Linked DNA regions of Homo sapiens: all the other regions are linked to region 1. Evidence: chromatin loops called from intact Hi-C (ENCODE). Cell type or tissue: IMR-90. All regions are shown on one strand.

Region 1 (8,000 bases):
GTCATTCAGGAGCAGGTTGTTCACTTTCCATGTAGTTGAGTGGTTTTGAGTGAGTTTCTTAATCCTGAGTTCTAGTTTGATTGCACTGTGGTCTGAGAGACAGTTTGTTTTAATATCTGTTCTTTTACATTTGCTGAGGAGAGCTTTACTTCCAACTATGTGGTCAGTTTTGGAATAGGTGTGGTGTGGTGCTGAAAAGAATGTATATTCTGTTGATTTGGGGTGGAGAGTTCTGTAGATGTCTATTAGGTCTGCTTGGTGCAGAGCTGAGTTCAATTCCTGGGTATCCTTGTTAACTTTCTGTCTCGTTGATCTGTCTAATGTTGACAGTGGGGTGTTAAAGTCTCCCATTATTATTGTGTGGGAGTCTAAGTCTCTTTGTAGGTCACTAAGGACTTGCTTTATGAATCTGGGTGCTCCTGTATTGGGTGCATATATATTTAGGATAGTTAGCTCTTCTTGTTGAATTGATCCCTTTACCATTATGTAATGGCCTTCTTTGTCTCTTCTGATCTTTGTTGGTTTAAAGTCTGTTTTATCCGAGACTAGGATTGCAACCCCTGCCTTTTTTTGTTTTCCATTTGCTTGGTAGATCTTCCTCCATCCTTTTGTTTTGAGCCTATGTGTGTCTCTGCACGTGAGATGGGTTTCCTGAATACAGCACACTGATGGGTCTTGACTCTTTATCCAATTTGCCAGTCTGTGTCTTTTAATTGGAGCATTTAGTCCATTTACATTTAAAGTTAATATTGTTATGTGTGAATTTGATCCTGTCATTATGATGTTAGCTGGTGATTTTGCTCGTTAGTTGATGCAGTCTCTTCCTAGCCTCGATGGTCTTTACAATTTGGCATGATTTTGCAGTGGCTGGTACCGGTTGTTCCTTTCCATGTTTAGTGCTTCCTTCAGGAGCTCTTTTAGGGCAGGCCTGGTGGTGACAAAATCTCTCAGCATTTGCTTGTCTGTAGAGGATTTTATTTCTCCTTCACTTATGAAGCTTAGTTTGGCTGGATATGAAATTCTGAGTTGAAAATTCTTTTCTTTAAGAATGTTGAATATTGGTCCCCACTCTCTTCTGGCTTGTAGAGTTTCTGCTGAGAGATCCGCTATTAGTCTGATGGGCTTCCCTTTGTGGGTAACCCGACCTTTCTCTCTGGCTGCCCTTAACATTTTTTCCTTCATTTCAACTTTGGTGAATCTGACAATTATGTGTCTTGGAGATGCTCTTCTTGAGGAGTATCTTTGTGGCATTCTCTGTATTTCCTGAATCTGAATGTTGGCCTGCCTTGCTAGATTGGGGAAGTTCTCCTGGATGATATCCTGCAGAGTGTTTTCCAACCTGGTTGCATTCTCACCGTCACTTTCAGGTACACCAATCAGACGTAGATTTGGTCTTTTCACATAGTCCCGTATTTCTTGGAGGCTTTGTTCGTTTCTTTTTATTCTTTTTTCTCTAAACTTCCCTTCTCGCTTCATTTCATTCATTTCATCTTCCATCACTGATACCCTTTCTTCCAGTTGATTCCATCGGCTCCTGAGGCTTCTGCATTCTTCACGTAGTTCTCGAGCCTTGGCTTTCAGCTGCATCACCTCCTTTAAGCACTTCTCTGTATTGGTTATTCTAGTTATACATTCGTCTAAATTTTTTTCAAAGTTTTTAACTTCTTTGCCTTTGGTTTTAATTTCCTCCTGTAGCTCGGAGTAGTTTGATCGTCTGAAGCCTTCTTCTCTCAACTCGTCAAAGTCATTTTCCATCCAGCTTTGTTCCGTTGCTGGTGAGGAACTGCGTTCCTTTGGAGGAGGAGAGGTGTTCTGCTTTTTAGAGTTTCCAGTTTTTCCATCAGCAGAATGATTTTAAGGACTGAACTAAAATCTAGAGAAAATGATTGAGAAATTTTGAGTAATTAGTCTCCAAAAGTTAAGGATGAGCTTTGGCCTTAGGATATTAAATGACTTGGGATAAGGAGCAGCAGCTCATGCCTATAATCCCAGCACTTTGGGAGGCTGAGATGGGCAGATCACCTGAGATCAGGAGTTCAAGACCAGCCTGGCCAACATGGCAAAACCCTGTCTCTACTGAAAATATAAAAATTAGCTGGATATGATGGTGCATGCTACTCGGGAGGCTGAGGCAGGAGAATTGCTTGAACTTGGGAGATGGAGGTTGTAGTGTGTGGAGATTGGGTCATTGCACTCCAGCCTGAGCAACAGAGCAAGACTCCGTCTCACAGAAAAAAAAAAAGACATGGGACACGTAGTATCCTTTGAAGTACTTATGGCACAACTTGCCTCTTAGAAGTTCTTGAAGATATGGAAGGAGAGCAAAGTGATGTGTGTTGTAGAAAACAGATGCTGCTGATTTGAATGAAGGTTCAACGTGAGAGCTTGGTCCATAAAGCAGACCCATGGACCTAGTCTACCCTACACTAACCTGCCTCCCCCACACGCACAAACTGTGGAGGAGAACGCCCCCACACATTCTGGCTCTGTTTCCCCTTGTACTGTGGGAATTTGAGCCTCCTTATCCTCACAAATGGTTCTGAAAGCCCTCAAAAGAGTATATCACCAGTGTATTATTTTCCAATTTCTGCTGTAACACATTACCACAGTCTTAGTGGCTTAAAACCACACACACTTATCTTATATAGTTCTGGGGGCTGTAAGTCTAAAATGGGTCGGCAGAGCCATGCTGCCTTGGGAAGCTCCACGGGAAAACCCATTTCGTTGCCTTTTCCAGCTTCTGAAGACTTCCTACATTTCTTAGCTTGAGGCCTCTTTCTTTATCTTTAAAGCCAGCAGTGCAGCATCTTTGTATCTCTCTCTGACCACTGCTTCTGTTGTTGTATCTTCTTCTCTGATTCTGACTCTCCTTCCTCCCTTTTCTAAGGACCCTGTGATTGATTGTCTTGGGCCCACCACATAATCCAGGATAATGTCCCCATCTCAACGTCCTTAATCACATCTACAATGTCCCTTTTGCCCTGTAAGGTAATGCACTCACAGCTTCTGGGGTTTAGGACGTGGGCATCTTTGGGGGGTCTTTATTCCACTACCGCAGCCAGTTCTCTGAGAACTAGTTGTTTTTGTCACAGCAGGAGGTCTGTGATTTTTCTTCTTCTGATACTGGGTCATTAAATGCTGGCTTCATTTGCAGCTGGGGCCTCTTCTTCATGAATGGCAGATGCAGCAGCAGTGTCACAGATGCCTCCCAAAGGCACCCTCTCTCTGTGGATGCTGCCAGTCTCCAAGATTGAGGATGGTGATGTCAGCCCTACGGCTGCCCAAGGCCAGTGCTGTTTTTATTGTTTCCACCACCATCAACACAGCCAGCAGCATGAGGGGGGCCAATAATGTCAACAGGTTTCAGCATTTTCTCCATCATCACCCTTGGGACTTGGATGTGAGTCTCCTGGATAAGCTGAGCGATGGTCACCCTGCTTTGTTAATGACCACACCACCCCTTGAACCCTGGCCCATTGGTTTTGAACCAGCTTCTCTCTTTCCCTTTGGGGTCATTCTGTCCCAGGAGGCTCCTCTGTTCCTCCTTACACCACAGCTGTCCTTCCAGGCTCAGATATTTTGGAATCTCAGTGTAAACACAGCTGGGACTCAGGCTGCCACGTAACACATGCTTCTCTTAGGCTACCTTCCCAAGTGTTTACATTCCATGCTGGAAGAACTTGGCTCCTTCAACAAACTCAGAGAAAGAATCAGTACAGTTCCTAATTTTTCACACTTTCTACCTAGTCTAGGATTGAGCATCTGGATCCAATTGGAGGCCACTTGTCCTAATTTAGCACTTCCTATTAATTTGTAAGGAATTACTATTGAAATACATAATTTAGCAACTTCAGATTTTACAAGCTATGGCAAGTGCCATACCAAATAGGATTTGACTGGATTTATTGCTGTTGAAAAGGAAATCTTTGATTTTTCTCCTCCTAGCTACTATTGATTCATTTCATACCAGAGTGTATAAAATTGGACCTATAGAAAACATTTTCTTCCCTCCCTTGATCTGGTTGGAAAAAATGTTTTCATTTCATGAAATAAACAGTGAAAGAATTTTCATGAATATGTATGTAGTTTTAATGAGTTTTGTTTCTCATGATGAAATGTATTAATATTTTATATGTTGCCCTCCCGGGAAATGGAGGAATCTGAGATCCTAGACTAGCTGCAGTTTGTCCAACAGGAATCAATATTCATAATGCTCAGGACAGTGGAACCTAATTCCCAGAACCTCTGGTTGTGGAGGCTGACCTGGGCAGAGGAGGCAGGCTGAGGAGGCATTGTTGCAGTAGGGAATATCCTGCACATACCCAGCTTCTTCACCTGGGTGGCGAGGACACAGGTTGCTGAAGACTCAGGAATGTGTATGCAAGTCTTTAAGGAGTAGGAAATGGGAGGGAGATGAGGGGTGGGCATGGTGGGAGGCTCCTGAGAGATATAAAAACAGGGTTCCAGTAGTTGGACTGTCGTCCTTCCACAGGCCTTTTCATTGATGTGCAAGAGTCATCTTTTGGTACCACTTCCTGGGGACGTTTCCTCCCTCGAGATTGATAACTGAGAATAACCCTAGCCATACTGGAATATAATTCCTGATATCCTGAAAGTGTATTTTCACATTCAGATATACAACTATACCCAGGTGTACCTATTCCCGTTAATTTTGGGCATGGCGCGGTAGCTGAGGCCCATGGATTGAAACAAAGACCGCTTCTGCCATCTGCTGGGCACTCTGAGGAACTCAAAGGATTTTTCCACAGGAAGAGGGGGAGTTTGATGAATTTCGTTTCAAATTTACTTTAGCACTTGAGAATTTAGCCAAGTATTAAACAGATTAATTTTTGCCTTTGTGAAGGCTTGCATGACTTTGATCATTCAGTCGTTTTAATGAACTCAACGTGGTTGTTTCCGATTTGGCCTTGAAAGCCTTGGCATGTCGCCGTGCTCTGAGTGGGAGCCTCGCTGCCTCCAGCTTGGGTTTCTCAGTTTTGGCAGGGCTTTCCTTCCCACTGATGGAAGATTTACAGAGGAAAAAAAAATCATTATGTCTGAAATTCTGCCAGGATACATCAGCGTATTTCCAGGCTGCCATCTACCGTGTAACTCTCTGAAGATTTAATATGAAAATTAAAAAAAAAATTGCAGTGCACCTGCTCCTAAGGAAAACTACCTTGTCGTAGGATCGCATGCTTTTATTAAATTAGAGAATTTTAAATTGTATTTATGAGGATGTACAACTTGGGTTTCTTCCCTTAGGCTTCCTGGTCTCTGTGTTAAGTACAACTTGCCTCCAAGGTCACCCTCCCACCCTCCATAATTAGCCCAGAAATTTAACAGGGGCTTCTGGCAGCAGTTTTACCCAGCAAGCTTAGCGTAGCACTATTTGTGGTCAGATCCTGAGTGATTCAGCAGCTCTACTATCCTTAGAGTCTTGTCTCATCCCACACAAAGCCCTTTTCAGACCCAGTTTGACATTCTGATATTGTACCATGGCCCCGCAGGGTCAGGGAGTATAATGTGGTGATTCAATAGCTGTCTTGGAGCAGAAAAAGGGCATTCAGTGGTGGGTTAAAGGGCAGGCTGGTGACAAGGAGGGAGCAAGACAACATTCTACAGATTCTGCAGCTTTGCTTGGCTAGGAGCGAAACATCTCACCTCGAAAAATGGCTTCAGAGGCACAAAAATTATTTTCTTTGTTACTTAGCTTTTTAGTATCAGGACCTCAGACCTGAGTTGGTAGGGTATGACTAGATAGGAGAAGTTCCTCTCTGTGGGGTCCCTTCCTTGGCATACTGTTTTGTGGTAAATGGACTGAAACAGAATTCATTGAAGTCAACTGAAGTCACTGAGAATGTCTGCTTAAGTTGTTGAACATTACAGTTTTGGTGATATGCTTGGAAGCTAAAATCCATGACGGGCTTCTCCAAATTTTATCCTCTTATTTTCTTTGACTGGTTTCTGTACCTGGTCCAGTTTTAAAAGCTATTTGTGACCATGCTGGATGTCAGAATAAGAGAGCACTCAAGAGAAGTGAGATTATTGGGTTTGGTCCATGGGATATTTCATACCTAGAGTAGCCTTCCATTTCAGAGCTATTTTAAAGCTGGTTCCTCACTTTGTTGAGAGCAGTTGAGAGCAAACTGATGGATGGGGATGTGAGAAATAAGTTCTCCTGGACATGATTTGCAGTCTATACATATTTACCTTTTAGAGAAAAAGGAAATGACAGCCACAATTTGTCCTTCGCTGATTAACATGCCATTTCTCACTGTTTTGATAAGCAACAACAACAATAAATCCCACCTCTTGCCATATTTCTCAGACCTGGGAAACTTGTGTTAAGTCAAACTTTGTTCCAAGTTGACTGTCCCACTCTGAGGGCAACTTGAAGGGGTGACAATGCCTAGATGATCTGAGTTTTACTAATACTAAGCAAATTGTGGTTATTTGCTTCGGGCAGACTGAAAGGAAATTTATCCTTGCAACATTTATGAAGATCTTGTTTGCTAAGCAACTTAGTATTATCAAGGAAGGTGGGATTGTATTGTAGAGAACTGCTTTGCTAGATAGCAGGACATTTAGGATCTGGTTTCATTCTGGCACTCACCAACTGTGTGATCCTGGCTTTTATCTTTTTAGCCTAAGTTTCCTCATCTGGAAAGTGGTTGGCATGATGATTTCTGTAGTCCTTTTAAGTTTTAGAATACCATAATCTACCTTTGCAAGAAGAAGAGTCATTTTTGAGGAATATAGATAACATTCTAATTAATCTCGTATCTTCATTTAAATAGACTTTGAAATATTATGTGAGCAGTTAAAATATAGCCCCTATTCATCTATATGTCTATCTCTCATCTACCTCTTTTTTCATTCTTTTCATTCATCTGCCTACCTGTATATATAATATTGGGTTATCAAGTAGGCAGATTAAGCCTGTACTCAAGCAGTGGTACCAAAAATATTTTGGAAATAATTTGATATATGAAAAAACTTATCAAAATGGTCATTCTGAGAAAAATTACCTTTATTAATTTCTTTATACCGATTTTATGTGTTAACATTGTATATATGGGAAGTAGTAGTCTTGTAACCTTTTAGTTTTTAGGGCTTCTATAGGTATTTATTTATTTATTTATTTAATTAATTTCAATAGTTTTTTTTGGGGAACAGGTGGTGTTTGGTTGCATGGAAAAGTTCTTCAGTGGTGATTCTGAGATTTTGGTACACCTGAGCAGTGTACACTGCACCCTATTTGTAGTCTTTTATCCCTTACCCCCCTCCCACGCTTCACCCTGAGTCCCCAGAATCCATTATTTTATTCTTAGGTGTTTGGGTCCTCATAGCTTAGCTTCCACTTATAAATGAAAACATGTGACTTTTGGTTTTCCATTTCCGAGTTACTTCATTTAGAATAATGGTCTCCAACTCCATCCAGGTTGCTACAAATGCCATTATTTCATTCCTTTTTATGGCTCAGTAGTATTCCATGGTGTGTGTGTGTGTGTGTGTGTGTGTGTGTGTGTATGTATGTATCTCACATTTTCTTTATCCACTTGTTGGTTGCTTTCATGTTTTTGCAATTGAGAATTGTGCTGCTATAAACGTGTGTGCAAGTGTGTTTTTTCATATAATAACTTATTTTCCTCTGGGTAGATACCCAGTAGTGGGACTGCTGGATCAAATTGTAGTTCTACTTTTAGTTCTTTAAGGAATCCCCATACTATTTTCGATAGTGTTTGTACCAGTTTACATACCCACCAGAAGTATAAAAGTGTTGCCTTTTCACCACATCCGTGCCAACATCTGTTAACATTGTTTTGGTCAATCTTTCCCACTTGGAATGGCTGTATTTGCCCAATGCCTGTACCCCTGTTGTATCTAGGAAGTAATTAACATGCTTTTAATTTTACAAGCTTATAGGTGGAAGGGACTTGCCTTTTCTCAGATGAGACTTTTGACTGTGGACTTTTGAGTTAATGCTGAAATGAGTT
Region 2 (8,000 bases), 480 kb before region 1:
TGACTTCACTGCTTACCTTAAATGCAGGTGGTGACTTACAAAGCTGGCTTATTTAGGAGATCCAGCTAACACCTGAAAGGCTATACTATACATTTCTGTACAAGATTGCTGTAATTAATATTTATCATAGAAACTAGGAGTTGAGACTCTTCACTTATATGTCATCGAAATTATACTAGTCATGGTAAAAATCATTATTAGACATCTTTCTTTCCTAACAGTTCTTTGACAAATATGTCTCCTAGATTGTAAAAGAGACTGACAAAAAATCAGAGAACCTTTAGCCCAGCAAATGACATAAATGACTTACCTTCCCACCAGATAATACTTGTCAAGAAATATACCAAAATTAGGCTGAAATTGCTTTACTCTATCACCTTTACTGCAATAAATCTGTGTATATCTTGTTAGGGATTAGCCTATCATAACTCACAAAGATTAAAATGTTATTGCCATTTATATATTTTTTTTTTTCCGAGACGAAGTCTCGCTCTGTTGCCCAGGCTAGAGTGCAGTGGCGCGATCTCGGCTCACTGCAAGCTCCGCCTCCCGGGTTCACGCCATTCTCCTGCCTCAGCCTCCCGAGTAGCTGGGACTACAGGCACCCGCCACCACGCCCGGCTATTTATTTATTTATTTATTTATTTGTATTTTTAATAGAGATGGGGTTTCACCATGTTAGCCAGGATGGTCTTGATATACTAACCTCGTGATCCGCCCGCCTCGGCCTCCCAAAGTGCTGGGATTACAGGCGTGAGCCATCGCACCTGGCCATATCTATTTCTTTATTTGAATCTGGGTTCTCAAAATCTTGTGACCTGAAAAAGAAAAAAGAAATTGCCTGGATGCTAAATCTGATATTTGGTATTGGCTCCATGTATTTCAGTGTCTGAATCTGATACACCCTATGACCAAACAAGACAAATGGGAAACTCTTCCTCCTTGATGTTAAATTGAAAATCATTTTAAATATTAAAGCAAAACATATTGAACAGATGCAAAATTGGCATGAATTTTAATTGTTATCCTGCAGCAGGTTGCTTTAGGCAGCTAACGTTAGGTTTCTGAAACTTTTCCCTTAAGTTCCTAGAGAAGCAGGAGAGTGTGGATGAGAGGCTACCTCGGTGTGTCATTACAACAAATTAGGTAATATACCATCATTTGCTGTTGTTGTTGTAGTTTTCCTACCAGAATGGAAAAGCACATGAAGTTTCATTGATTCCACAGCTGTGTATTTGTACCTATGTATGTGCAAGGCTCTGTGCTAATAAGCTCTGTGAATGTAATGGTAAATAACTAAAATATAGTTGGGCACATTGGCTCATGCCTGTAATCCCAGCACTTTGGGAGGCTGAGGCTGGTGGATCACCTGAGGCTGGTGGATCACCTGAGGTCAGGAGTTCAAGGCCAGCCTGGCCAACATGGTGAAACCCCATCTCTACTAAAAATACAAAAATAGCCAGTTGTGGTGGTGCACACCTATAGTCCTAGCTACTTGGGAGGCTGAGGCAGGAGCATTGCTTGAACCCAGGAGGTGGAGGTTGCAGTGAGCTGAGATCACGCCACTGCACTGCAGCCTGGGTGACAGAGCAAGACTCCATCTCAAAAACAAAACAAGACAAACAACAAAAAACTAAAATACATCAAAGTACCCAGAAGTAGATACTTTATCGCCATCTTAAGTAAAAACAAAAACTATCTCAAATTTTTTTGTGAAAATAAATAGGATGGCCTGTGTAGCTTGGGACATGGTAGGTGCCCAATGAATGAGAGTTTCAAAGATGGCCTAGCCATATGAGATGTGTAAATCTAGATTAAACATTGATTTTAAAAAATAAGACTCACGCATATATGTAATCCCAGCACTTTGGGAGGCCAAGGCAGGAGGATCACTTGAGTGTAGGAGTTTGAGACCAGCCTGGGCAACATGGTGAAACCCCATCTCTACAAAAATACAAAAATTAGCCAGGCATGGTGGAACACACCTGTGGTCCCAGCTGCTCAGGAGGCTGAGGCGGGAGGATCAATCGAGCCCAGGAGGCCAAGACTGCAGTGAGTTGTGATCGTGCCACTGCACTCAAAACTGGGTGACAGAGTGACACTCTCATAAAATAAATAAATAAAGCTATAAAGAACATCATTGGGACAATTACAGACATTTCGATTTAAGCTGGATATGAGATAGGGCATTACTGTTGATTTTCTTAGGTTTGATAATGACATTGGGGTTATGAAGGAGAATATCCTTGTTCTTAAATGATGCTTCAGGGAATATTAGGAAAAAAGTGTCATGATATCTGTGACTTACTTTCAATGGGATCAGAAATAAAAATAGATAAAGAAGACTGTTACTAATAGCCAGATGAAGGTGGCGGGTTTATGAGTGCCCATTATTCTATTCTCCCAAATTTTAAGGATGTTTGAAATTTTTCAAAATAAAAACTTGGATAAAAAAAATAGTTCTTTTTACTCTTCCCTGTTTAAAAAAAAAAGTTATTATGCAATTTCCCAGACAGAATCTATTCCCAAACTATGAATTAGAAATTGGAGATCATACAAACTGGAGGAAGATTCAGAAAGGATTTTGTTGTTTTTCTTTTAAATCTAAGTTACACCACTCAAGGGTAAACTTAGATCTGAGGCAACACTGTTCATGAACTTTGTCACAACAAATATTGAATGTTTATTTGCCTGAACTCCGTTTAACCTTGCACATTCACCTTCGTGTTGGCGAAGAGTTGTATTTCATAATTCCTAGCAAGGCAATGCCACCTAGTCCATGTAAGTGTTCATATTATGGCACACCTAGGGGCGTGGTGGGCAGTGGAGCCAGGACAGTTAGAAGATGCAGTTTCACTTGGTGAGTTTACAATTTAATTGGAAGCAAAACATGATGAAGCTGAAGAACACGCTCAGAACAATTTGGAAACTACAAGTTAAAACAGCACAGTTCCCTGGGAGGTGGAGGTTGCAGGGAGCTGAGATCAGCCATTGCACTCTAGCCCGGGTGACAAAGTGTGACTCCGTTTCTAAATAAATAAATATAAAATAAAAAGCACAGTTCCAAAAGTGGTAATAAGGAGGAAGCCATTGCTAACATTGGTGTGGAAAAAAATCTGTGGTGATAATTCAGATGTTAACAATGACCAGACGTTTGCTATAGATGTCACACTTCTGCAGAGATTACATTTTTCTTCAAGTCCCAGTAGATTCAGGGTGCCACCATTGGAATTTTCTGTTGCTAGCCACATTTCCAATTTAGGGATTCCTTCCCTGAAGTTGAACCCTAGAATGGCATTGTGTATCTAACCATGGAGGAACTGTTTTTGTGACCATAGTTTCAGCAAGTCCACAAAGCCCCCAGGGTAAAGAATGTATCCAGTGTACCCAATATATATTGTATATACAATATATCACAGTATTAGGTAGACATCTTTGATCCTTAGTATCAGACTTAAAAGAGAGTGTTACTGATTTTCCTAAGGAATGTGAAAAAGAATAGTTGATCCCCTAAAAAGTCATGATAGGCTGGGCGTGGTGGCTCACACCTGTAATCCCAGCACTTTGGGAGGCCAAGGCGGGTGGATCACCTGAGGTCAGGAGTTCAAGACCAGCCTGGCCAACATGGTGAAACCCTGTCTCTACTAAAAATACAAAAATTAGTTGGGCATGGTGACAGGTGCCTGTAGGAGAATCGCTTGTATCTGGGAGGCAGAGGTTGCAGTGAGCCGAGACCGCGCCATTGCACTCCAGCCTGGGCAACAAGAATGAAACTCTGTCTCAAAAAAAAAGAAAAAGTCATGATAGGGGAAAGAAAATGACCTAGATTCATATAGGAGCTAAGAATTCTTACAGCTACTATTGTCACGCGCGTCCGTGTGAAGAGACCACTAAACAGACTTTGTGTGAGCAACAAGGCTGTTTATTTCACCTGGGTGCAGGCGGGCTGAGTCTGAAAAGAGAGTCAGCAAAGGGTGGTGGATTATCATTAGTTCTTACAGGTTTTGGGATAGGTGGTGGAGGTAGGAGCAATGTTTTGTGGGCAGGGGGTGGATCTCACAAAGTACATTCTCAAGGGTGGGGAGAATTACAAAGAACCTTCTTATGGGTGGGGAGAATTACAAAGAAGCTTCTTATGGGTGGGGGAGATTACAAAGTACCTTCTTAAGGGTGGGGGAGATTACAAAGTACATTGATCAGTTAGGGTGGGGCAGAAGCAAATCACAATGGTGGAATGTCATCAGTTAAAGCTATTTTCACTTCTTTTGTGGATCTTCAGTTGCTTCAGGCCATCTGGATATATAAGTGCAGGTCACAGTGGATATGATGGCTTAGCTTGGGCTCAGAGGCCTGACAACTGTGACATTCATTCTAAAAGTTTTATCCGATGTGATAGACCTATTACAATTCTCATATATTTACCCAGGCACTTTCTGCAAGTATAAAATATATTGACTTAATATTGTATTGTTAAGGCTAAAAAATCATTTTTAATAAATGAAAAATGTACAAAAGTATTCCTTTTTACCTCTAGGTGGTGCTGTGTATCGTTTTTTGTGAGCACAAGTTGCCTAGTTTTTAAATTGGATGGACTCAAAGATTAACCATCTTATTTTACAGATAAACTAAGATTCATTGAAATTTTGTTTTAAGATAAAAATTCTGGTTTGAGGCAGAGCCAGGATTAAAGCCTTTTTTCGGTAAAGTGTTTAATGTACGAATCATTTTACAAAAAGTATTGTCATTCCAAAGTTATTGCAAGCAGTATTACACAGTTGTGACAAGTTTAAAATTTTATTTTATTGATTTATGACATTTTCTTAGAAAGTTCTAAAAGAGGCCGGGCGCAGTGGCTCACGCCTGTAATCCCAGCACTTTGGGAGGCCAAGGTGGGCGGATCATGAGGTCAGGAGATCGAGGCCATTCTGGCTAACACGGTGAAACCCCGTCTCTACTAAAAATACAAAAAAAATTAGCTGGGTGTGGGGCAGGCACCTGTAGTCCCAGCCACTTGGGAGGCTGAGGCAGGAGAATGGCGTGAACCTGGAAGGCAGAGCTTGCAGTGAGCCGAGATCGTGCCACTGCACTCCAGCCTGGGCAACAGAGCGAGACTCCATCTCAAAAAAAAAAAAGAAAAAAAGAAAGTTCTAAAAGAGAATGATTCTCCAAATTAAGATGAAAATAGATAGTAATGACAGATAATGGACTATCATTATGTGTACATCTAAATTACTTTACCAAAGAAACTCCCAATGGTTAAAGAACACAGATAACTTGCTGAAAAGGAAATAAAAATTGGTAATACTTACATGAAAATCTATTCAAAATCACTAAGAATCAAAAACTAGAATAGCAACACGGTCTCCCCTTGTCCCTTTCAGATGAGCAAAAATGTCCATAAAGTGGTCATCTTTCAGAGATGCTGAGTCAGTGGTAAGACAGGCATTTCACCCACGGGCAGTAGGAGCATAAATTAGTACAATATTCTGAAAGTTAATCTGACAGATGTTATCAAGAACCTTAAATTCTTCAAACTCTGACGTAGTAGTTCAACTTCTAGTCTGCTCTCGTAGGAAATAAACAGAAATATGGAAAACTTATGTGCAAAGATATTGACTACATCATTACATATGGTACTTGTAAATAAGAAAATCATTACATAAATTAGGGTATGGTTATGATATCTCACAGCCATTTACAAACTTTTTGCAAATAATTTTAAATGACATAGGAAAATATTCATAATACTATCCTAAATTAGGAGACTAAAATCTATTAGCATGGTATTAGCTGTATAAAAATATTACAGTATTTGGAGAAAAAGAATGAAAAACATTCAAATATTAACAAAGGTTATCTGAATATGAAGAGTATGAGTTATTACTTCTTTCAGCTTTCTTTTATTTTTCGAGTTTTCTATGAAGTATAAATAGTACTTTATAGACAGAAAAAATGTTATTTTTAAAATGAAATAAGTAGCATTTGGAGTGATTTTGAAACCCATCATTCTGAAACTTGTCATTCAATCATCTGCGGCTGAGAGTTTTTCAGCTTTCCCGTTCTCCTCCCTTAGACTGGCAGTGAGAATGAGAAGGAAATGCTACACACAGCTTCATTTCCTAGAGTCAGAATCATTATGTCTCACTGGCTTTCCCTTTTCGCTCTTTGATTATGATTGAGAAAACTTCAAAACCCTAAAATCTAAAGTTTATTTTAGACAGCAGTGAATAATCATGTCTAAACAAATCTCCCTGAATATATATATTATCCACTTTTCTTCTTCAGGGTTTTCCCTCTCCCTCATTCATTTTATTCTATGAATTTTTTTTTTTTTTTTTTTTTTTGAGACAGGGTCTTACTCTGTCGCCCAGGCTGGAGTGCAGTGGTGCGATCTCAGCTCACTGCAGCCTCAGTCTCCCCAGCTCAAGCGATCCTCTCACTTCAGCCTCCCCAGTAGCTGGGAATACAGGCGAGTGCTGCCATGCCCAGCTAATTTTTGTATTTTTGTAGAGGCAGGGTTTTGCCATGTTGCCCATGCTGGTCTCAAACTCCTGGGCTCAAGCAACCCTCCTGCCTTGGCCTCCCTAAGTGCATGAGTCACTGCACCTGGCCTTATTTTATGATTTTTTTTTTTATTATTGACTCAATTATTACAACTTAATTGTATGCATGATAACTCATCAAGTGCTCTAATGTGAAGCTCACACATTCAGATGTCTTGTTAGCTTCTCCTTAGTTTATCCTAAAACCGGTTACTAAAAAGACTCTCAACTTAAACTAGACTCTTGCTAGCTCTCAATACTAAACTTAAAACATTCATTCATTTTTGGAGGAGAAAATATTGGTTCATCTGAAACTTCTTTTTAAAATTCAGATTGTCTTCTTAATGATGAAAATCATAAAATGCATATTCAGTGTAAGTAGTGAAAAAGTCTAGAATTACACTGCAAGAGACCTTCACATGTGTCCTAGAGATTGGTTAGAAGGACAGTTAGGAAGTAACAGTTTAGCATTTCCATCTGGCACTAACTATTTGTGTGATATTTGACAATTTTTTAAAAAATGTTTGTTTTAATATATTTTTCTTTCACCATCCACATTTCCACAATGGCAAATTATTTATGCTCAGTTTCTTTGCCTATAAAATTAAGATGGGGCTGGGCGCAGTGGCTCACGCCTGTAATCTCAGCACTTTGGGAGGCTGAGGCAGGTGGATCACTTGAGGTCAGAAGTTCAAGACCAGCCTGGCCAACATGGTGAAACCCTGTCTCCACTAAAAATACAAAAATTGGCCGGGCACAGTGGCTCACGTCTGTAATCCCAGCACTTTGGGAGGCCAAAGCAGGTGGATCACAAGGTCAGGAGTTCAAGACCAGCCTGGCCGAGATGGTGAAACTCCATCTCTACTTAAAAAAAAAAAAAAAAAAAAATTAGCCAGGTGCAGTGGCAGGCACCTGTAATCCCAGCTACTTGGGAGACTGAGGCAGGAGAATTGCTTGAACCCGAGTGACAGAGGTTGCAGTGAGCTGAGATCGTGCCACTGCACTCCAGCCTGGGCGACAGACTGAGACTCCATCTCAAAAACAAACAAACAAAAAAAAACAAAAATTAGCTGGGCATGGTGGTGTGCGCCTGTAATCCTAGCTACTCGGGAGGAGGCTGAGGCAGGAGAATCACTTGAACCTGGGAAGCAGAGGTTGCAGTGAGCTGAGATCTCACCATTGCACTCTGCACTCCAGCCTGGGTGACAGAGTGAGACTAAATCTCAAAAAATAATAATAAAATTAAGATGGTAGCCCAGGTGACCTATATGGCTCATGGTCTGATGGAGGGGAAGAATATTTGGAATTGTGCTTGCAGTGGAAAATCTGGGTCACATGACTTCCATATGTTTAAGATGCCTTCTGGCCAGGCGTGGTGGCTCACGCCTGTAATCCCAGCACTTTGGGAGGCTAAAGTGGAAGGATTGCTTAAGGCCAGGAGTTCAAAACCAACCTAGG
Region 3 (8,000 bases), 350 kb before region 1:
TTACGCAACTCTGAAAAATTACAAAGTTCTTTTCTAATTTGACTAGCCTGATTTGTGGATGTTTTAAATGCTGCCCTACCGAATCTCTCCTCTATTTACTTGCTGATAGGCAACGAAATAGCTTACCATTCAAAGCATCTAATCCTAAAAACCAAAAGCATCACTTAGCTCTACTTTTACCAAACAGGAAAGTCAGAGGCACTTTCTATTTGGAATTCAAAATATAAGAGGAATCAGTATGAATTCAGTTCAGAAAAGATGTAAGGTTTCCATACGCACAGCATTTCCTACCTTGTTGGGCTTCTTTTCTCTGCATAAAAAATTAAAAATGTATCAGCATTAAAAGATTAAGATTATAGTCATTTAAATTAACATCATTTCTGTCTGCAGTTTATTCTCTATATTTCTATTTATTACTGTGATTCTATAATAAACAGTCCTAAGCAATGCAAAATAAATATAGAAACCATTATTTATTCATTAGCTACAGCCTGGCTTTCGAGAACTACAAGTTGTCTCAGTCACCTTCAACAGCTCCTTTTTTTGCAATATAAAAAATATCTCCTATTGAGACCAATGTATTAATATGGTCCATTTACCATAAATTAGAAAAGCTCTAACAAAAATGCTTGTTTTCTTTGAAAACAAAATATCCAAATATTTGCTATTTTCCTTCTTAAATAATCTCATACCAGAGCTGGACAAAAAAGGTTCATACATATTTTGCAAACAGTGACTGATTTATTCAAATCAGATAAAAATACTGTTAACTGCCAGTTAAATGGTTAATCAATACAGCAAAATCTAATTTTCACTGGGCTACCTAGGAGGATTTTCTTTCCTGAGCTGTATCTCAGGGAGCCAAACAATGCAGTCTTAAGGAAGAGGCTACCTTGTAAGGAGCTTCACTTTGGTCCTTCAATAATAAAACTTCCTGCAGGGGTACAAAGCAGGTCCACCCAAATGAATCCTGCCTTATTTTGCAAAATGCATCAGAGTGCTATTTCAGTACCTTTACATACAATAATCCTTTGGTAAGAAATAGATTTCCTGACAAATAAGCACTTCTCTACTTTCCCAGTGTAGCTTGAAAACGAATGCTGTGTTTAAAAAAAAAAAGAAAAAAAAAAAGACGAAAAAAACCCCCAGAAAGTCCCCAACCCCCCTTCACCAAAACAAAAAACAATTCCAGCCTAAAAAGACAATGCCACACAGATAATCATCTTATCACAACTGTATTATGTACAAAAGGCTCTTTAAAGCTCAGGAAGATAGTTCTCTGAGCATTTCTCTTATGATCAAATCATCTATTTAGCTGACTCTTCCAGATGAAAATGGTTTCATTCATCACAAAAATGTGTACTGCACACTCTTCACACACTTCATACTGTAAGATACCTTATTATTTTAAATCGGATATCAATCCAATACATATTTGTACTCAAGCAAACACCGTCAACCTCAAATTAGTTTAACAAAGTCTGCTTTTTAACACAAAGTTCTTTCCTTGGCTTGTTATTAATATAAAACCGAACGCTCGAAACGGCTTACATCGAGCATGGACTATGGATACCAAGTTTGTCAAGCACTGCCCCACCCCTAGTAAGAGTGGATGACTGGAACATTTTAATGCACTCCACCACGTAGAACAGCCACAGAAACTTCACACTGGCGCCAGTAGTTGCACATTTTCCAGCACAGATTTTTCTTAAATGGATTTTGCATCATTCTCTATACCAAACGTCACTAACATTCAGGTATGCTGAAGACATAGATAACCACGGACACTGTAATATCACCCTCCCAACACACTTTCCTCATTCTTTTATCGTTCTGTCAGTAAATGTTAAGAATTAACGAGTTCCCCGGCACACATCCCCCGTCCCGCGTAACTACGCAATTAAGGTTATAATTGGGAGGCTCGAATCATTACATATGAAAATTCAGAGAATAGCAAAACAAAATAAGACGCAAAGGGGAACAGGTCTATCTGCTTAAATACTGAAAGATTTTACATCTCCAAAAAGCATTTGCGAGATGCCAAGATTTCTCAAATGGGCCCCTCCCCCGTCGTGAGCCTCTTTCCTCCCCCTACCAATTCTGGGAAGTCATTAGTTGGACGCGGCTGGGATGCTACTCACCGAGTTTCTCCACCAGCTTAAGCATCACGCCTCCAATGTGCACCTCGCCGGTCACTCTCAGGGTGACATCGCGGTTCAGGTCCGTCACATGGACACTCAGTTCCCACGTCCCGTCCGCGTAGCAGCCATCTGGCATCCTTATCCCGTCCAGAGCCATGGCTCCTTCCTGCGAGCGCGGAGGAAATGGCTCTCGTAAGCGTCACTCCCCCAAAGAAAGGCGAATCCCACCGAATTCGCAGCGCCGGCCACGGGCTGGGAGGTGGTGGAGGACCCGGGGCTTTCGGCAGAAACTCGGGAGGGCGGCGGCGGCCGGGGCTGCGGGAGGACCCTACGCCCCGCTCGCCCCGCAGCGTTCCTCGGTCCCGGCGCCGCCCGCCCCACACCGTCCCCGCCTAGCGGACCGCGGAGGGCTTCACCTGCCGGCCGGCCCCGAGACACAGCGCGGGCTGACTCCCCGTTCCCCTCCCCGCCGCGCCCCCTCGGGTCCCGGCGGGGTCCCGCTCCCTCACCGCGCGCTCCTAGCGCTCCGGGCCCGGGACTCGCGCGGCAACAGGCGAGGGGCTGGAGGCTCGCGGGGCGGCGGTGTCCGCGTCCGGTTCCTCGGCTGGCGAAGCGCTGCCTGTGGCCGGAGCGGCTAATGGAGTCCCGTCGTCGCGGCCCCTCGCCTGGCTCCCCGCGCTCCACCCTCTCCCCGCCCCCTCTGTCCGAGCCTGGCTGGGCTGGGCGCGCTGGCTCCCTCCTTCGCCGCCCGCAGAGCTGCCCTGAGCGGGTCCGGCCGGCCTCGCCTCTGCCCCCGCCCTCCCGGCGCCGCGCTCGGGGGAGGGGGCTGCGGGTCCCGGGCGGGGCGGGGCGGCGTGGGGCGGGGCGGCGCGGGGGTGGCGGGGGGCGCGGCGGGGCGGCAATCTCGGCCCCGCGGAGCGCTGCCCTTTTATGGAAATGAAGGACCCGGCTCAGGAATTGAATCCAACATCCGGGCTCTAGGCGGCGGGCCCTGAGGAGGGGGAGCGGGGGAGCGCGGGCGGCCTTTCCCGGGGCGCTGGTGGCCGGCGGGGCGTCTAGAGCTCAGGCTGGACTGGGGCCCCCGCGGCGTGTGTCCGCGCTGGCAGCAGGGAGAGGGGGCTTGTCCGTGAGAAACGGCCCCAGGAAATTCCCAGGGCAAGGTCGTTTTCGGAGAACAAAGTCCTCTCGCCCCCTCCCCACGCCTGCAGCGAGACAAAAAGCCTCAGGGAGGTGAGAGGTGCCGCACCCCGGGAGCTGGAGAGAGGAGTCTGGGACGGAGAAACTTTAAAAAGTAAATGCCCAAACCAACTCCTTGAATGTCCTACAAAAGAATAAGAAAACCCCGAGGGAGGTGAACCACAAAAATTGCTTTGCAAGCAATGTCCGGCACCATCAGCAACTCCTACTGGACTCCCAGGAGTTTGCAAGCGTTCTTAACCCCTTCGGACGCTCCAGCCAGATGCCAGTCAAACAGATGATGCTCTTGCCTGAGGGGAAAGGAAAGACACAACCTAGTGCCACAGGTTTTACTCAGAAACTGTTTCCCCAGCTTCTCCAGCTCTTTGTACTTATTTGTGTGTTTTTATATGCAAGTTAGAACTAACAGTCTATTAAAGCTGTTAGATGGAGATACATGTTCCATCCCACCCTCAGCCACACCTTGGATTTTAATACTTCTGGAACGGTGCCTGCAGGTACCAGGAAGAGCTAAACAACTTCACCTGTTGAAGACTGGCTAGTGATGGGGAACGGTCCTCCTGCTTCCCGCTTTTGTTTCCACTTCCCCCATTAACTGTTGTACTCTGTTGAGGGAACTCCTTTCAGAAACAGCAAACCAGAGAAACTGCCTCGCTAGCAAATTCATGGGCTCAGAAAATAAACGTCAAGAAGGCTCAGATTAAAATACCTTTTAAAGATAAAAGACTCCAGTTCGCAGTCTCATAATCTTGTCGAATTGTCTCAAACGCTTGGAAAAGGAACTCGCTAGGCAGATAACCTTTTGTTCATTAACATTACTGGGAAACAAGATGAGAGGCCTCAAGAAAGGGGTGGAACTCAGAAAGGAGTGAAAGCAGCAAAATTTAGTCAGATGCCAAAGGCTTGGCAGAAAAAAAAATAGGGAAAACCACTACAGTGTTTTTAGCTAGTTATCATGGAGAAATTGATGCCTTCAGTCTCTTATCTGTCTACTCTCCAATATTTCTACTCGTGGACGTTCCAAATAGTTCACTTGAAAGCAATATGAATGTCCGGAGATGAGGGAGTTTATGTAAATTATGGGGTTGAAAATATACAGGAAAATGTTTTTAATAAATTAAGGAATTGCTTGTTAGGGCACAAAACTGCAGAACTGGATATGCAGCTATAAAATTAAGAGCTTATTTACGTTAAATGTTCAGAGAAAAAGACTGTAAGGAAATACAGCAAAATGTTAAGAAGCTCTCTGGGTCTTGAGATCACGGAAGTTTTTTCTTTCTTTTATTCTTTATTTTCTGCCAACTCAAAAACTTTACACCACCACCTAGAATTGCATCCAGCATTTCAGTTTCTCTGTACATGCCATGACATTCACGATGATAGACACTGGATACAGCAGCTACTGACTGAACGATGGACAGGATTTTCAGAGGTTTCCTTTGGTGTTTTTTAAATAGTTCTAAAGAAAACTTGAGTTCTTTAAGAGCAGAGATTTCAAATTATTTTCATTGTCCACAAATTCACAATAGCTTGGTACAGAGAAAATGGAAAACATGCTGGTGTCAAACCAACACAAATGTCAAAGAAACAGTGGGTCTGTTCCATGGAGAAATCTCAGGGGCCAGGTACAGTGGCTCATGCCTATAATCCCAGCACTTTGGGAGGCTGAGGCAGGAGGATCACTTGAGCCCAGGAGGTGGAGGCTGCAGTGAGCTGTATTCACACCACTGCCCTCCAGCCTGGATTGATCGCAGAAAAACAAAAAACAAATCTCAATGGGAAAATCCCCACTTTAAAAATATACTTATTTATTTCCCCCACTTTATCCCCCAAAAGATTTATGGCAACGTATAAGGATGCATAAACTGTGAGATAGTATACATTATAAGTGGCACAAAACAAGAAAAAAAAGGTGGGTGGGGATTGGGAGGCTTAGAGGGGTGGAGTAGAGATTTATTTATTTATTTTGGAGTAGAGATTTAAAATGGAGCTGGGAATGAAGCTAAGAATTGTATCTTATGACATTTGCACATGCTCCAGTAAGCTACAAAAAAATTATGGCTTTCTAAACATGCCTTTCTAGAACCTAAAATATCTATGCCCTTTCTGAATATTCCCTTTCCTTCAGACAAAATTGTTGAAGCCAACTGTCATGGTTTAGAAACTCTTTTAATACAGATGGTCCCTGACTTATGATTTTTTGTTTATGACGGTGTGAAAGCGATAGGCATTCAGTAGAAACCGTACTTTGAATACCCCTAGGACCTTTCTGTTTTTCACATTCAGTACAGTATTCAATAAATTACATGAGATAGTCAACACTTTACTATAACATGGGCTTCATATTGGATCATTTTGCCCAACTGGAGGCTAATGTAAATGTTCTGGATACATTTAAGATAGGCTAGGTTAAGCTGTGATGTTCGTCGGTAGGTTAGGTATATGAAATGCATGTTTGACTTACAATATTTTCAATTTACAGAATGTAACCTCATCATAAGTTGCAGAGCATCTGTACTCGGTTTCCAAATTCTAGTTATTTTCCCACTTTCCAGTAAGAGTTACTTTCTGAACACCCCCACGACAGCACCGACTGCTCTAACTACCGTGCTTTCCTGAATCCACTTCTACGAATGTTCTCTACATTTAGTGACAGAGAGTGGGGGTGGGGAATTTTAATATTGTGAATAACTGCCCTATTTCTTAACATTTGAAATCGCTTGAGTATAGCTTCATAAGACACTTTACTGGCTTTAGAAAGTCAGCAGTATATATTTGAGCAATTAATGCACAGGAAGGCAAGGACCTTCAGTTAAGTACCAGTGGAAGAATAATTAGATTAGGTTGGGTGCAGCTGATCCCTTCAGGCCTTCTTTTTGACTATTTCAAGCTGTCACTTGCTTTGAAGATTAAAGAGGAGTCAGCCTCACCTCTCTGAAACTGGGATTTTTTTTTTCCAGTTTATCAAGTGACGCTTTCAAGTGCATTTCTTAAATATTCACTTCTACCTAAGATTTAGAATGTATTCAAATGTAGACTCTTATCTGAAATCCCCTGCTAGAACCACTAGGACAATGCAATGCTTGTGGTACTTACATCATACTGAAAAGTAGCTGAGTACGCCAGTGTTTGGAAGAACAGCTCAAGCAATGAAAGCAGCAATATCCAAATAAGGTACCAAGCACTGGACTTAGATTTAGACCAAGCAGTGCCTCACAGATCTGCCGTCAAATGCAGCCCTCGGGCTTGGTAATGCTCAGGTTGACTTTAGCTTTTTTTCTGTGCCTACTTGCACTGTGCTTTATATTTCTAGAAGGTCAATTCAAAATATAACCCCTGGGTTTGAAAGAAGGAGAGAGGATGGGGGTAGGAGAAAATAAGAGAGGATTTGTGTGGGTGTGAAATGTGTAAGGGGGGACTTGAAAATGCGACATGAGGCCAGCAAGATGAAATGTAATGAATTATTCTTGTCAAATACCAGGTGGGTAGAATTCTTTCTTTGTCTTGGGGATTGCCAAAAATGGCACACACCAATAACGCTACTAAAGAGGTAGAAATCCAGGGGTGTGGAATGTGATCTAAATGGGAAGGGAGGTTGCAAAAGCCACTTTTTTGACAGAAATGGGCAGTCACTGTAATTAGCAAGAAAAGGACTGGCAAACTGAGAAACAAGATTTGCTAGGAATATGGCTGTTTTCACAGACCAAAGAAGGGCTCCGAGATAACAGTGAAATCTTTAAGGGGAAAGAAATGCACTGCTTACATTTACTGCTTTAGTTACAGAAAGTTTTATGTAGGAAACCATGCTCGGGATACCTTTTCCCCCACCTCCCCCCACCGACTTAAGTTTGAACACCAGGACATCTTGTGAAATATTCTTCACCTCAACAAAAATATCAAATGTTCACACGTACAAACACAGTAACTATGTGTCTAGCACAGTGTAGGACATTGAGACAGGCATGTAAATGTATAACACATGTCACAAATTCTTAAGGAACATCTATCTGATACAGGAGGCTTATATTTAAAACATCAGAAAGGACAGCCACGTACAACATATACAAAAATTAACTAAATACAGCATAGGCTTAAATGTAAGGTCTAAACCTATAAAATTCCTCCAAGAAAATATAGTACTAAACGTTATGACCTTGGATTAGGCAATGGCTTCTTAAATAAGACATCAAGGCATAAGCAACAAAGGAAAATATAGTTAAGTTGGATTTTATCAAAGTTTAAAATAGTTATATTTTAAAGGCAGCAACCAAAATGTGAAAAAGCAATTTATAGAATGGGAAGAATATTTGCAAATCATATATATTTTCAGTGACTTGTATAAAAAATAAATAAAGAGCTATTACAATTCAACAATAACCCCAGACAAATAACCTAACTAAAAATGGGCAAAGAATATGGATATACAGTTGTCCAAAGGAGACATACAAATGGCCACACAGAATATTCTCAACATCATTTATCAGCAGGGAAATACAAATTAAGGTACAATGAGATAACACCTCACATCCTACTAGAAGGACTATAATAAAAAAGATGATAACAAGTGTTGGTTAGGATGTGGAAAAATTGCAACCCTTATACGCTGCTGATGGGAAAGCAAATGGTAAGTTGCTTTGAAAAACAGTTCGGCAGTTCCTCAAA

What was found. Peaks named below come from ENCODE experiments on the same cell type or tissue, not always from the same donor. Only the 100,000 strongest peaks of a DNase experiment are listed, where the experiment ranks them.
Region 2: a loop joins it to region 1, with 6 times the contacts of the local background. A loop is called at or near these places in 60 of 110 quality-filtered maps.
Region 3: it touches region 1 in a loop (4-fold over the local background); 21 of 110 quality-filtered maps call a loop at or near these places.

Annotation. Positions count from the first base shown.
Region 1 is chr14:53,301,654-53,309,653 of GRCh38, forward strand. No RefSeq gene overlaps it. Among named protein-coding and RNA genes, the nearest start is that of DDHD1-DT, 150 kb to the left of the region's middle. RefSeq lists an enhancer at 4,598-4,892. In IMR-90, a CTCF peak has its summit at 4,750 (motif pointing left); DNase peaks (open chromatin) are centred at 3,618, 4,758 and 5,438; H3K4me3 peaks cover 302 bases; H3K27ac peaks cover 848 bases.
Region 2 is chr14:52,819,219-52,827,218 of GRCh38, forward strand. The region is part of intron 1 of LOC105370500 (a long non-coding RNA gene); the gene reads left to right. Among named protein-coding and RNA genes, the nearest start is that of GNPNAT1, 32 kb to the left of the region's middle. In IMR-90, a CTCF peak has its summit at 4,550 (motif pointing right); a DNase peak (open chromatin) is centred at 4,563.
Region 3 is chr14:52,948,271-52,956,270 of GRCh38, forward strand. FERMT2 (FERM domain containing kindlin 2) reads right to left here and starts at 2,780. Exons shown (of 15, transcript NM_006832.3): 1 at 2,651-2,780; 2 at 2,142-2,307. The coding sequence starts at 2,298. RefSeq lists a silencer at 2,549-2,758 and an enhancer at 3,479-4,057. In IMR-90, a CTCF peak has its summit at 3,538; DNase peaks (open chromatin) are centred at 2,891, 3,541 and 6,461; H3K4me3 peaks cover 3,816 bases; H3K27ac peaks cover 3,667 bases.